Regions from separate parts of the Homo sapiens genome. Here region 2 is linked to region 1. A link is a contact called in ENCODE Hi-C or POLR2A ChIA-PET data. All regions are on one chromosome and are shown on one strand. The core of a region is the stretch at or near the end of the contact, and the rest is flanking DNA. Distances in the headings are between cores, read along the strand shown.

What was found. A loop is a pair of places that touch in the nucleus more often than their neighbours do. ChIA-PET counts read pairs that join two places held with the same protein, here RNA polymerase II (POLR2A). Pooled maps may share reads with other maps.
Region 2: a loop to region 1 is called in a pooled map, with 2.8 times the contacts of the local background. The contact joins the promoter of ZDHHC1 here to the promoter of GFOD2 in region 1. A Hi-C loop is called at or near these places in 2 of 50 pooled maps. POLR2A ChIA-PET finds 5 or more read pairs at or near these places in 2 of 52 experiments (activated CD4-positive, alpha-beta T cell and activated T-cell).

The regions. Positions count from the first base shown.
Region 1 is chr16:67,716,765-67,720,986 of GRCh38, forward strand. GFOD2 (Gfo/Idh/MocA-like oxidoreductase domain containing 2) reads right to left here and starts at 2,552. Exons shown (of 3, transcript NM_030819.4): 1 at 2,399-2,552. RefSeq lists an enhancer at 1,870-1,949 and silencers at 2,310-2,359, 2,420-2,469.
Region 2 is chr16:67,414,305-67,418,904 of GRCh38, forward strand. ZDHHC1 (zDHHC palmitoyltransferase 1) reads right to left here and starts at 2,173. Exons shown (of 12, transcript NM_001323627.2): 1 at 1,867-2,173. LOC124903702 (a long non-coding RNA gene) reads left to right here and starts at 1,599. Exons shown (of 2, transcript XR_007065093.1): 1 at 1,599-1,839. RefSeq lists a silencer at 1,840-2,229 and an enhancer at 2,062-2,719.

The DNA of each region.
Region 1 (4,222 bases), core at 1,302-3,801:
ATGCCCCATTATAACTCCTGAGGTATTTATACAAAATAACCCCACAGGTGCAAGAAAAGTTGGTAAAAAGCACAGTCACAATACCCATAGTTATGGTATGATGCTGAATTATGAAGCCAAGACAAAGTTTTCTTCTTCTTTTTTTGTTTTTTGAAACAGAGTTTAGCTCTTGTCCAGGCTGGAGTGCAATGGCGCGATCTCGACTCACTGCAAATTTTGCCTCCCAGGTTCAAGCGATTCTCCTGCCTCAGCCTCCCAAGTAGCTGGGATTACAGGCGTGCACCACCATGCCCCGATAATTTTGTATTTTTAGTAGAGACGGGGTTTCATTATGTTGGTGAGGCTGGTCTCAAACTCCTGACCTCAGGTGATCCACCCACCTTGGTCTCTCAAAGTGCTAGGATTACAGGCATGAGCTACTGCGCCCGGCCCAAAGCTTTCTTCTTTAAACTGATTTCACCTGTTAACATTATTATACTTCCAATGTATCTTCTTATAAGGGCAAGGGGAAAAACCTGCTGCAAAGTCAAATGTAAATAGAAAATTAGTTTTTATCAAGCTAGGGACAAACTGACTTTGATGATTAGAATCAGGGACCATCTTTTAAAAATCACATAGTTCTAATTTTTAAGTTTTGGGTCAGAGGAGGCTTTCTAAAAAATTGCTAGTTCTACTACCAATGTGTTCTAGTATTACTATAGAAATCAGATAGCAATTGCCCTAGCAAATAAAAATAATAATGAGGGCTGGGTGTGGTGGCTCACACCTGTTATCCCAGCACTTTGGGAGGCCAAGGCAGGCAGATCATCTGAGGTCAGGAGTTCAAGACCAGCCTGGCCAACATGGTGAAACCCCTTCTCTACTAAACATACAAAAATTAGCTGGGCGTGGTGGTACATGCCTGTAGTCCCAGCTACTCAGGAGGTTGAGGCCAGAGAATCGCTTGAACCTGGGAGGCGGAGATTGCAGTGAGCCGAGATCGCACCACTGCACTCCAGTCTGGGTGACAGAGTGAGACTCCGTCTCGATAGATAGATAGATAGATAGATAGAGAATTAGACCCAGACCAATGATTATTCCATGGCAAAGTGGGAAAACCAGGTGGTAAGAGATAACCTCTCACAACAGAATCTTTATCTGTGAAATAAGGATTCGACCAACAGAACCGTCTGTTGAAAATTTCCTCTCTTGGTCCAGGCAGGTTCTCTAAACTCCCAATCCCAAAGCAGTTAATTTTTTCACGTTTCCTGTAAAATGGATGGCCTTAAAACTCTTTTGTTCTCTAGTGTAGCTTTCCAGAAGGAAATAAGTTTCCTTATCAAGAATGAATCTAGCTTCCCCGACTCAAAAACAACCATCTTCTCTATATTGCTCCATATCACAATAAATTTAAGTGCCTTCCTTTTCTAAATTAAATGCTGTTCCCTTCAACTTAAGGGCCACACACTAAGGGCTATTCCTTTAGAGGCTTTTGGGCCCCACAGATCACAAAGGTGGTGCCCTGCCCTAGTTCTTTCTGGACATTTAAAAGGACATCCACTTTCTTGCCCTCAGGATAACATTATGGGAACAATGAACATAAATAAGACAGTTAAATAAGCTTCCCTGATGCCTATCCAATACAGCTTTCAACTCTTCTATCCTGCCTTGTTCTTTAGATCGTGCTGTAGTCTGGAGGGTAAACTCTTCACACAACCATTCCCAAGCCCTCATGTCCCTGTCCACTCTTCCTCCCTCACCTTTTAAGTGTGATAGGGCCTTGATGGGAAGACCTCACTTCACCTTTTGTCTCAAGTCCATCTGCTTCCTTCCAGAGCTACAAATACAAAGGTAGGCCAGGGCCATTGAGACGTGGCCATAGGGCACATGGGAGCTGGCAGAGCCACTCGCACCTTCTGGGGTGTCCCTTCTTCCACCTGTCAACTGAACACCCGTTTCTTAAAGATTTATCCCCAAAAGTCCCATCTCATTCTGAAAGGGGACGAACCAGCTACCCCACGAGCCCTTTGTCTGAGCTTCTACACCTCACACATCCTCATCCACAAAGCGTCCATCCTCACACAGTCAGGTGGTCCGCTCGGCACAGGGCGGGGGAGACTAGGTTTTTGCATCTGGTAAAAGGATGGGTTATGTCTCAGGTTCTTCCAGGATCCCAAATCCTATAATTCTACCACCAAGCCTGCGGGTCCTATTTCTGCGGTGGAAAGGGCGAATCCCAAGGCGACCCTCCACTCCACGCGCCTGCAGGCAGTTGGAACAAGCCCCCTCCAACCCCGGCTCTGCGGGTCCACGCCTCCAACCTCCGGCGCCGGGCCGCGGAGAAGGCCCTGTCGGCGCCCGCTCCCGGCCGCGCCATGCCCTCTTTCGCCCTCACCCGCCACCGGTGGCCGCCTCTCACCTGGCACGCTGGCATCGCCCACTCCGCGCTGCACTGGAAACCATGGGTCCGACGGGGTCTCGGGGGCCACCCATCCGCCTTAAGGAAGGCTGGCGGGGATGCGCGGGCCCGGGAGTCCAGGGCGCCGCCACCGGGAACGCGCCGCCTGGTTTCTAAGGAACTGGGGGCTCTGGAAAGGGAGGGGCGGGACGGCAGGAGGACTGCGCATGCTCCATAACGGGGATGGGCCTGCGCTGGGAGGGGCCGTAGCCGGGAGCTGCGCATGCTCGCTTTTTGGGGGCGGAGCTTAAGCAGCCTGGCTAGGAGGCTCAGGTTATTCATTTCCGGCGGCGGAGGCGGCAGTTTCCTAAGCTTGGCTTCTCTCCGGTCCGCTGACCGGCGTCAGGGACCAGGTTTTGGTAGCTGTGGGTAGCCTCAGTTGTCCTGGAATGAAAGACGGTTTCGTGTTGGACAAGGACATATCTGCAGAAGGCCAGTTCTCTCGAACTCGTCGGACTTCCTGGCTCCCTGACCCCCAGTGACTCGTTTTTCCGTTTTCTCAGGTGCCTGTCTGGGCTCCTCTTCCTCTGGATGTTTTTTGATTGTTCCTTAAATATCAGTGCTCTTCAAGACTGTAACCTCAGTCCCCTTGGCCTCTTTACTGAAGCCTATGCCCCACCAAATAGCAAACTATCCGCTAGAGTAAGGAAGCCGTTAGACCTTAGAATAAAACTGCCTGTGTAGGAAATGTGATTGGGGTTTGTATCTGCATGGGGAGCCCCCGTCCCTGCTTGTCTGACCCTCCTGCTGAGTATCAAGATCCCCACTCAGCTGGCATTAGGATGATCTCCCAGCCATCATTCCAGAGCAGCCTGTGGTGACAGAATATGTCAGCTGACCTAAGCGTGAGGCAGTTCCTACTGAGATATGCTAACTAGCAGCAGAGCTATCCCTGCTTTGAGCGGAGACAGGACTCCTACCACCTCTGTGAGGAGCATGGAAGGCTTCCAAAGTGATGAGAAGTTGTAACCCCTAAACCCCCCCTCTTCTGATGGGATTTTATCCTTTCTCTCCTGGATCCTCTAGAGCCAGGCAGAAGGAAGGCAGAGTCAAAATGTGCCTGTTTGATCTGTTTCTTAGTCATTGTTCGGAGTTCCACTCTTCTTGAGTAGGATTTCTCAACAGTGGCACTATTGACATTTTGGACCTGATAATTCTTTGTTGGGCAGGGGTGGGGGGAGCTGTCTGCATTGTAGGATGTTTGGCAGCATCCCTGGCTCTACCCAGTAGATGCCAGTAGCACCCCAAGCCCAGTTGTGACTACCAAAAATATCTCCAGACATTGCCAAGTGTCTCCCTGGGAGCAAAATCATTCCCAGTTGAGAACCACTAGTCTAGGGGGAAATGAGCCTACTCTGGCTTTACTTATATAGAACCAGGACTTTATGCTTAATCTAAAACCCATATTTTCCCCTTTATGCTACCTCTTCCCTAAGAGCATTCTATAGAGTAATAGTCCTGTAAGATTCTGCTGAGTGACACAGTCTGTAGTAACTTAAGTTTGGAAAGTGCAGGGTTAAGCAACACATTTTAACACAGGATTGAGCTTTTAATTAGCTGGTGGCGATCACTGTGAACATCCATAAGACAGTTTTCCTAATTTACTGGACCACCTCCCAATTCCAGTGACTTTTTTACTGGCAAACCTCCCCTAATTTACTGGCAAACCTCCCAATTCCAGTGACTTTTAGCCACTGCCTGCCCCCTTCTGTTCTGTGTTATTTTGTGGTACTATTATCCATCCCATCACCCCCAACCAAAGTCTGCATTTGCCTTGTCTCTTGC
Region 2 (4,600 bases), core at 923-3,422, 300 kb before region 1:
CACTGTTGCTTTTACTGCATCTCATGGTGATTATCTGTTTACAAACCCGTCTCCCACAGTGAACCACCAGTTCCACAAAAGCAGAGACCACCCCTCACCCGTGTCTGAACCCAGCTCTCTTTCAGTAAAGGAAGTCAAGCCACTTTTTTACCATCTCTGCTGTCATTACCCCAATCCAAACCTCCAGCATCGCTCTCCTACAGTGTTTGCATGATAATAACCAACACCAGCATTTAGAATGCACTTATTCTGTGCCAGGCACTGTTTCAGTGGAATTCACTCATTCAATCCTCATAGAGCTCTAAGGAAGGTCCTATCATTTCCAACTGTTCTTGTAGATCCCTGTAGTCACTGATTTCAGATGTGACTGGCCTCTCACTTCCTCATAAAAAACATACAGAACACCCACTCCCATCATGAGGACACTGAGGCTCAGAGACACTAAATGAGTTATTTTAGGAGGCACAGCTAGATTGGCAGAACTAGGATGGCCCTCAACTGACTTCCCGGTATGTCTGTCACAACCATGCTGCTCAGCAGCCAGAGTGAAGTGAGCTTTTCAAACGTGAAACTCATCCAAACTCTTCTTTGGGAGGCCAAGGTGGCTGGATCACCTGAGGTCAGGAGTTCAAGACCAGCCTGGCCAACATGTTGAAACCCCGTTTCTACTAAAAATACAAAAATTAGCTGGGTGTGGTGGCAGGCGCCTGTAATCCCAGACTTGGGGGGCTGAGGCAGGAGAATCGCTTGAACCCGGGAGGTGGAGGTTGCAGTGAGCCGAGATTGTGCCATTGCAGTCCAGCCTGGGTGACAGAGCGAGACTCCATCTGGAAAATAAAAATAAAAATAAACAAAAAATAAAAAACTCTTCTGCCGCTTGCAGTGGCTCACACCTGTAATCCCAGCACTTTGGGAGGCTGAGGCAAGAGGATCCCTTGAGACCAGGAGCTCGAGACCAGCCTGGGCAAAATAGTAAGACCTCATCTCTACCAAAACCTTAAAAAATTAGCTGAGCGTGGTGGCGGGTATCTGTAGTCTCAGCTACTTGGGAGGCTGAGGCGGGAGGATCGCTTGAGCCCGGGAGCCGGAGCCTGCGGTGACCCATGTTCACACCACAGCACTCCAGCCTGGGTGACAAAGGGAGACCTTGTCTCAAAAAAATAAAAAATTGGCTGGGAACGGTGGCTCACACCTGTAATCCCAACGCTTTCGGAGGCCGAGGCGGGTGGATCACCTGAGGTCAGGAGTTCGAGAACAGCCTGGCCAACATGGTGAAACCCCGTCCCTACTAAAAATATAAAACTTAGCCGGGCGTGGCGGCGGGCGCCTGTAATCCCAGCTACTCCAGAGGCTGAGGCAGCAGAATGGCTTGAACCCGGGAGGCGGAGGTTGCAATGACCCGAGTCGTGCCACTGCGCTCCATCCAGCCTGGGTGACAAGAGCGAAACTCCGTCTCAAAGAAAAAACTAAAACTCTTCCCATGGTTTCCTTTTAAAACAGACCCTCCATGACCAACCCCTCCATTTCAATACCAGAGAGCCTAACCCGACCTGAAATCACTTTAGTCATGTATGACATCCGCTTCCCAGCCCCCTTCCTTAATGCTCTGGGTTCTGGAGACAGACCACGTCTGTTGGGAGTCCTCTGTGCCCACGCCTGGCACAGAGCCTGGCAAAGAGTAAGCGCTCAAGGAAGATCTGTGAACTTGATGCATGCTAAAAGGAAGCCCCGCGCTCTGCCGGGGCCCTGGAACTCAGGCCACCGGCTCCAGGCGGAAGCGAGCCCAAAGCCGGCCAGGCGGCAGCATCCGCTACCCCGTGGCTCAAGCCAGGCTCCGAGGTGAGAAACCGGGCGGGGACTCCTCACCTGCGCGCCGCGGAGGCCGTGCCAGATGGGCCCTGCCAAAGTCAGCCAGAGGTTCGGGCCCCACGCCTGGCCTTCCACCCTCCCCGGGGCAGCCGCGCCTCAGACCCTCGCGGTAGGGACGGTCCCCGGGACTGGGCGGCAACGCGCCCGGGAGCGGGGCCCCATCCCGGACGGAGACTGGGCCGGTGAGTCCTCGAGCTCTGGCTCTGGCTCCGGCTCCGGCTCCGGCTCCGGCTCCGGCTCCGGCTCCAGCAGGCTGGAGGGGCGGCCAGGCCAGACCCAGACTGGCTGGGCCTCGTCCGGCGCTGGGCCCGTTCCCCTGACAACGGCGCGGGCTACGGCGCCCCACAGCGGCCAAACCGCGCTGCGTCACTCCGCGCCGGTCCCCCGGCCAGGGCGGGGCTTGCCAGGGACCCTCTTGGTGCCCCAGTCGGCCCATTCCCAGATTCTTCCTAACCTTTCGTCTAGAAAATCCGCTTTTCCCTACTCCCGAGTCACAGCTTGTCTCCCCGAAATCCTAACATCTCAAAAGCGCCCCCTTCCAGTTTCTATCCTGAGACCACCGCTCTCAAGAAGAGACCTCCCCCAACCCCAGTCAACCTGCACACTTCAATGAGCGTATGTGCTGGAACATCCATGATATCCCGACCCTTCCGGGAGCTTACAGGTTAAGAGGCAAACAGATCTAGACAAATAAATTACACCACTAAAAATGCAGGTACCCCAGAATATAAAGCGAGAAGCGTAAGAGCTTAAAATAAGCAGCACAAAATATCTCATTTATTTATTGCCTTTAAATCAAGCAAAAATCAAGCCCCAATCTTCCAGGCTGATGGGAAATTCAGTCTTTTTCTATTTTTTAAACTGGTCTCTGTTACCCAGGCTGGAGTGCAGTGGCACGATCACGGCTCTCTGCAGCCTCGAACTCCTGGGCTCAGGCGATCCTCCCGCCTCAGCCTCCAGAGTAGCTAGGACTACAGGCGAACACCACCACGCCCGACTAATTTTCGCATTTTTTTGTAGAGGCGTGGTTTTGCCATGTTGCCCAGGCTGGTTTCGAACTCCTGAACTCAAGCGACCCGCCCACCTCAGCCTCCAAAAGTGCTAGGATTACAGGCGTGAGCCCCTGCCCGGCCGGGAAATTCAGTCTCAGTCTCCACTGTACTCCTTTTAGCTAGGTAATTCCAAAGGACTCATGTTTTCCTATAGCAAAAAACAACAATCAAAAACAAATAAGCAAAAAACTCTCTGGTCAGGGTTTTGTCTGGTACTGAGGCCACAACCATTGCTCCAGTCCACAAAGATTTTCAGGTTTGGGCTCTATGAGGCCATCCCTGCCTGAGGCCCCTGCCTCTCCCTGGGGCTGCCAGGGACAGACACCTGCTTCCTCTGCTCCATGGCCTGCAGCCTCCCTTCCCTTTCTCTACCTGGGAGACTTCCCTGCTAACTTGGTTTCCCTAAAAGTCCCCTCTCCTCTTCTCCTTGTGGACACTCAGAATGGAATCTTCTATGAGCTCAGGCTTTCTCAAAAGACAGGAAGACACTTTGTCTTCTGCTATCTGTCCTGTGCGCATCTCCAAGGCAGATATGACAGATAGGGAAAGAAAACATCCTTATCTCTAAAATGTATAAGTCACAAGCATACTTATTGTATGTTTTATTAGGCAACATAACTACTCCTTCTCTGTCACATGACAGGTGTGTGGGTCCTTGTGCAAGTGACATAACCTATTACTTAAATTCTTGTTTTCAAGACTGATAAACTCAAACTCAATGTGAGATAAATATCAATGCTATTCTGGCTTCAGAGTACAAGCTGACTACTTAACTCTTATCTGGAATTGGAAAACTTCGGGTCAAACAGAGATCATGACCCAGAAATCAAGGTGAAGGATGAGGCTGGATGCAGTGGCTCACACCTGTAATCCCAGCACTTTAAGGAGGCTGAGGCAGGAAAATCACTTGAAGCCAGGAGTTTGAGACCAGCCTGGGATACATAGAGAGACTCCCATCTCTACAAAAGATGAAAAAAAATAGCTGGGCCTGGTGGCCTGTGCCTATAGTCCCAGCTACTCACGAGGCTGGGGCAGGAGAAAAGAATCACTTGAGTTCGGGAGTTCAAGATTGCAGTGAATTACGATCATGCCACTGCACTCCAGCCTGGGTGAAAGTAAGATCTTATCTCTCAGCTGGTCTCAGTGGCTCACACCTGTAATCCCAACACTTTGGGAGGCCAAGGCAGGTGGATCATGAGGTCAGGAGATCGAGACCATCCTGGCTAACACGGTGAAACCCCATCTCCACTAAAAGTACAAAGTAAGCCAGGCGTGATGGCATGTGCCTGTAGTCCCAGCTACTCGGGAGGCTGAGGCAAGAGAATGGCTTGAACCCAGGAGGCAGAGGTTGCAGTGACCCGAGATCGCACCACTCTACTCCAGCCTGAGTGACAGAGTGAGACTCTGTCACACACAAAAAAAATCTTATCTCTCTCTCTCTCTCTTTTTTTTTTTTTTTTGAGACGGAGTCTCGCTCTGTCTCCCAGGCTGGAGTGCAGTGGTGCGATCTCAGTTGACTGCAGCTTCCACCTCCCGGGTTCAGGCGATTCCCCTGCCTCAACCTCCCGAGTAGCTGGGATTACAGTTGCCTGCCACCATGGGATTGCAGGCATGAGCCACTGTGCCCGGTCAGATTTTATCTCTTTAAAAAATAATAATAAATAAATAAATATTTTAAA